2 separate regions of the Mus musculus genome follow, and region 2 is linked to region 1. The links are chromatin loops, found by intact Hi-C in ENCODE. Cell type or tissue: gastrocnemius. All regions are shown on one strand. Each heading gives the region's core, and the rest is flanking DNA. Links, peaks and the distances in the headings are about the cores only. Region 1 has its middle 14 kb from the start of Gm52609. Region 2 has its middle 7.4 kb from the start of Gm23440.

Region 1 (2,914 bases), core at 136-2,635:
GTCTCTCCACCTCTGTCTCTAAGCTAGCCGCTGCAGTGACTGCGGTCTTCCTAGCTTCAGTTTGCCTGTCTCAGTGCCACCCATACCTTCTCAGCTATAAACCCCTGTGGCGGTCCTACATTCCAGTAACCCAGTAAAACAAAACTCTAGAAGCTTATAATTAATAAGACAGATTTATATGTCAATAAATTCTCAATACACAAGATGCCCGCAAAATAAATCCAGGGCCAATTGATAATTGCACAAGCTGCCCACCTAGATTAGACAAGTTAACCCCAATTATTCTATCCCTATATGATATTATAACTACCTGTGGCTATTTAAAACCATGAAGAATCTGTATCCTCCTGTTTGTCCTCCATCTTGGTCCCTTCTCCTCTACCTGTCTTCTCTGTCCCTGTCTCTGCAACTCCTCACCCCGCCTCCCTTTTTCCTGTCCAATCACAAGCTTGTTGCATTAATATTTAAAGTGGTTGGACAGGGAAAATTCTGCTATGAGTTAGTTAAATGACTATAAACTATTGTAGATTTTTCTATATATAGTTGTCTATCTTTTTTTCCTACTGTATAATTGTCTTTTCCTTTCACTCTCCTCTTTAGTTGCTTTCTTCTCTGTCCTCTCATTCCTAAGATTCTTACCTAATTTCCTCTTGTTTCTAGTATTATTTGATCACACTCTTCTGCCTTGCTTTGTTTTGTTTGAAGCAGAATCTTTCTATGTGCTCAGGCTGTATCAGATTTCCTCTGTAGTTCAAGCTTGTCTTGAACTCTTTTTTTTTTTTTTAATATTTATTTCGATTTTATGTGCATTGGTGTTTTGCCTGCATGCACGTCTATGGGTGTGTATCAGATCTTGGAGTTACAGACAGTTGTGAGCTGCCATGTGAATGCTAAGTACGGAACCTGGGTCTGCTGGAAGAGCAGCCAGTTTTCTCAACCACTGAACTCTTGATCCTTCTGCATCAGTCACCTGAGGGCTAGGATTTCAAGTGTGTGCCATTGTGTTTGGATATTTGGCTGTGTTCTCAATGACACTTGGCCAGTTTCAGATTACTGTAAGGAAATATGCCATTCAGCTTACATTAAAAAAGAAAAAGTTGACTGCTCAGATCAGTTTGACAGTAACCTGATATGGCAAAGCAAATAAACCTAAGCTCCTTTTGATCAAGATATTTTATCACACTAACAGAAATAAAACTAGGACGGATGGAGAGAGATAGAGAGCTTGCCTTTCAGTGATTAGCTTAAAACCAAAGGGAATAACTAGTATTTACCACTTACCTTTTAGCTGTGTGGCCAGCTTAAAGCCCTTACCACTGGCTCATCTTCAACCTAATACAGTAACCTTGAGGCATCTTCCTGGAAACTTGGTGACCACCAGAGCCATCCCCAGCCAAAGGCTTATGATAACCCCTTGGGTTCTTATTCTGCCAAATTTTAAGACTTAAATTCATGAACCAGTAAGGGTGAGTTTTAGAGACAAGTTTATTATAGATTCATAGGTGAGAATTTAAGAGAGAAAGATAAAGCCAGGCTGCTTAAGTGGGGATGGCATGGAGGTTAGCCATATGGTGATTAAGCAAGGAAAGGAGAACATTAGAAAGAACAAAAGAGCCCCAAGTCATAGTGTAGAGGGATTTTAATCCAGCAACATGGCTACTCTGGCTGGAATACAGACATGCCTTAAATCTCAGGAGACAGAGGCAAGCAGATTTCTGAGTTCAATGCCAGTCTGATACAGAGCAAGTTCCAGGTAAAGAAAAACTTAGGTCCAGGCATGGTGCATATGCCTTTAATTACAGCACTCAGGGGACAGAGGCATGCAGATCTCTGACTTCAGTAAGCAAGTTGAGTTCAAAACAGCCAGTTCAGTGCAGTTCAGAGTTAAGAAATTTGGTTGATTCAGTGAGTTGAGAGGCTGGGCAGTGGAGTGGAGTTCAGAGGGAGTTTTTATAGGGACAGTGTTACAGAAACAGGTTTTAGAGAGAACACGTTAGATACAGGTGAAGACATAATGAGCCAGAGAATGAGAACGAGCCAGAAGATTAGAACAGATTGCCAGTTAGTGTGAGGCTGAGTAGAGCAATTCAGTCAGAAACTGAAAGAAAGGCCAGATTGAATCAGTCAGTTTGGAGAGGCATTTGAATTAAGTTGAACCAGCCAGCCAGAGTTCAGAAAGAACTAGAAAGGGTGAGCTTATTCAGTAGAAGTATCCAAGATGACAATTGTATTAAGTGAATACAAATTACTTTTGTATCATAGAGAAAGCATACTTAGACTCTCACCAACAGAGAACCAGGCCTAATTTCAAAAAAGGCTGTAAGGCACCAGCTTCAGGAATAGACCATAAGTCCCAGAAACTAGGTCATAAGACACCAGATCTAGGAACAGACCATAAAATCCAGAACAAGATCCTCTCCCAAAGAACAGCCTGAGGATAACCAGAAAAACGGGGAACTATTTTATCTCAGAATGGGCCATCTGCACTGGGCAGCCCTATCTCATCATGAAAGATCCTGACAGAATGTAAAAGGTCACAGAAGCCCTGAAATTGGCAAGATAGATGTCACTGTTAGCAGAACTAGCTTCACTGATTTAGAAAAATAGAGGTGCACAATGCTCTGGCCACTCCTTGAACCTGTGTGTCTGCCAATGTTCTGACCGTTCCTTGAACCCATGTGTGTGCCCACTGATGAAGCCCATTGCCAGGTGTTTGTGATATTGGTTGCTGAGAAAGAGTCAGAAAATCTCCCCAGCAACCACAGCTCGGCCAATCCTGAGTTGCTACACCTGCACCAGACTCTTTCCTTGTACCCATCCCATACCCATTTCTTGAGAATAGACATTGTTTAGATCTGGAAATCCCCTACTCTCTCCCTTCCCCTTTCTCTCCTGAGGGCCTATAAAAACTGGG
Region 2 (2,914 bases), core at 120-2,619, 55 kb after region 1:
CTAGTATGAGTTGTTGTCTCAGGCATCTTGGTCACACCAACACAAAGGGAACTAATACAACTGGGAAGGGACACAATACCTTGTAGCATCTAGGCCTGAAATTGTTTAATGTGCTTTGTGGAGGAAGGGTACAACTGGTACCCGCAGCAGGGATGAAAATCAAGGGTTTGGGATTGAAAGCGGCTTCATTTTCATCTTGACTAATCACAACACAATTGGGTTGAGATCTCAGTGCTGTAGCTGCAAACATTTCTATGGCAACCGAAGTTGATTAGATTGTGGGAAGCTATTTCTGAGTAGTTTTGCCTCAGTGCATACCTATGTAACTGGAGACAATTGCACCCACAGTTGTCCTCCCATCCCCCCAACTTTGGTCTTCACTTGCAGCTCCATTCAATGTCAAGCATTTGTGTTATAAATAGCTGTTCCATTTTCCTGTGACTCCACCCAGGTCAGTCTGGCTGCTTTCCTTGTTTCCAAGGAGGGAATTCATATTTGAGTTTTGTGAACAAGTCTTTGTATTATTTCCTTTCCCCTCTGAGGACCCACACCCTATTTCCTCTGCAGGGTGGCTGGGTAGTTAGCATGCACGGTTCCCAAGTCTGCTGAGCAGAACAAATGACAACAATTGCATCCAACCACAGGGGCAGGAAATCTGAAAGGGCAGGTACCAGAGCAAACACTTCAAGTGGAAAATGCCATGCTTGAGGGATGTAGTCCCCACAAATCATTAAAGAAGTTTGAGAGACATTGCTGGAGGGATCGATGTGTAGCTTCAAGTGAAAGGGATGCAGAAAAAGGGAGGGACCATAAAGGTGAGTCAGGCAAGCATAGACTAGCCTAGCAACTGGGACTCCCTTTGGTTTGGGCTTCACACACTAACTTGGGCTTCTAACTGTTCTTGGCAGACTAGACACAAACTCTTCTTGTGCAGCTAGCAACCTAGGACCCCACCATTTGCATCAAGGTACACACACCTTACTCTGAACAACAAAATAAGCTCCCCCCCCCCAACTGACCATTAAGCATTGACATTTCCTATCCAGTTCAAGTCCAATTATATATATCTGGGTTCAAGGGTACCGAGGGAGTGCCGATTTCAATCTGAGCAGAATTTGGGGTGCAGATGTTGACCAAGTGCCTCCAAGATCAAGAAAGGGGTGTCTATTGGGTCAGCCAATCTAGCTTTTAGCAAATAAAGGAGAGGCTACAGGAGAGACATGAGGTCTAACAGGGGCAACGGTTTCCACATTCCTTAGACCCTCACTTGCTCGTATAAAGGGTTGTAGCCATCCTTTTTCTCTGGCGGACTCTTCAACCTCCTGCGACAGTCTTACTCTACCTATGTGAGCCAATAAACACATTCTGGTCTGTTGAAGGTCAGGCTCCTGTCTCTTTCCTGCGCCTCCTGTGCCTTGTAAGTTGCCTCAGAAATAGAACAGGTACAAGAAAGTAAAGTGTCCTGTGAGTGAAATGTAAAGAAAATCCCCTATTTTCACTGTTAGATTATTTAAGAAAGCTGTAGAGAAATGGGAGGTGCAGAGAGAGGCTTGGTCTGACTTTAGGTAGGATCGTGTTTATTCACAGCAGGGCAGTAATCTTTTTTTTTTTTTTTTTTTTTTGGTTTTTCGAGACAGGGTTTCTCTGTGTAGCCCTGGCTGTCCTGGAATTCACTCTGTAGACCAGGCTGGCCTCAAACTCAGAAATCCGCTTTCCTCTGCCTATTAAGTGATGGGATTAAAGGCGTGCGCCACCACTGCCCAGCACAAGGCAGTATTTTGTCAAGCACATTGCAGATGGCTAAAATGCCTATGGAAGATGGGATGAAGCCCCTTGTGGTTACAGAAGGGACTTACGTAGTCAGCAAGTGAAGCTGGGAAGTGTAGTCTGTCAGCCAGAAACTATCCTTCCTCATTCTGAGAGGTTGCTGAGGAGGGTCTTTGTTGGAGGAGGTAGTTCAGAATACACCGAGGAAGGCCTCCTCTGGTCATGAAGAGTAGAAGGGAGTGATCTGCTGAGCTGAACCGGTACATGCCCTCCTGTATTCCTAAAGAGACTTGGAAAACAAATATAAGAGGCTGAAAGCAGGAAACCGATGATCCGATTACAGGGTAAGATGGATTTTTTGGGAAGGAAGGTTGAGAGATAAGAGCAGATGTGGGAGAGATGGAGTGGCCCAGTGGGAGAAAGTGGGCATAAAATTGATTCTGGACTTGTCCCATTGCCAAAGTCAGCAGAAGTAGCGGGGGCGACACACCATTCAAGGGAAGGATCAAGAGTAAACTCTTTACCAATGTAAAGAGTTGCATCTGGCCTGGGCTGAAAGAGATGGAGTCCCCTTTCAGCCAGTGTTTCTCCAGAGCATCTAAAAGGTCTGTTTGCAAATTTAACAGGAACAAACGGAGCTGTTGGAGGATAAGTGTGTGTGGAACAACAAAGATGAGGAGAAAAGAGTGATCGAGGGGAGGAGTCATAGTGGGAGGGAACCAGAAGAATTTGTGGTCTGTCCCATTTCAAACAAATTGGCATATTTTTGGTGTGGAAGGAGCATTGTTTGGGGTGGTGGGGCATGCATCCCATCCCTAACAGAAGTCATATCTAGTCCTCTTTGTACTGCAGCAGTCAATGAGCCAAGCTGGTCCTGATGGATGTTAAGCTGCTCTGAGCTGGTGAGACAGAGAGGTTAATGGATATAAAGAAGGCTTCTGTCCTGCTGTTTTAGTTTTGAGTCCCCAAAAGAATGTCCAGAGTGTCAAGAAAAGAGATGAGTTGGGTGGCTCATGGTCCATTAGTGTCCTTTTAGAGGCCACCTGAACCCCTTCAAGGGGTTTGGGGCATTGATCTCTCTAACAGCATCCTGGCTGACAACGGGTTTGGTAAGGGAGCAGCAGTTAGAGAGAGGGTCCATCCGAGT

The links. Peaks named below come from ENCODE experiments on the same cell type or tissue, not always from the same donor. Only the 100,000 strongest peaks of a DNase experiment are listed, where the experiment ranks them.
Region 2: it touches region 1 in a loop (2.3-fold over the local background); 4 of 42 quality-filtered maps call a loop at or near these places.

The regions. Positions count from the first base shown.
Region 1 is chr3:79,041,216-79,044,129 of GRCm38, reverse strand. No RefSeq gene overlaps it. Among named protein-coding and RNA genes, the nearest start is that of Gm52609, 14 kb to the left of the region's middle. In gastrocnemius, for the core only: no CTCF peak of the experiment used is centred there; no DNase peak of the experiment used is centred there.
Region 2 is chr3:78,985,840-78,988,753 of GRCm38, reverse strand. No RefSeq gene overlaps it. Among named protein-coding and RNA genes, the nearest start is that of Gm23440, 7.4 kb to the right of the region's middle. In gastrocnemius, for the core only: no CTCF peak of the experiment used is centred there; no DNase peak of the experiment used is centred there; H3K27ac peaks cover 1,130 bases.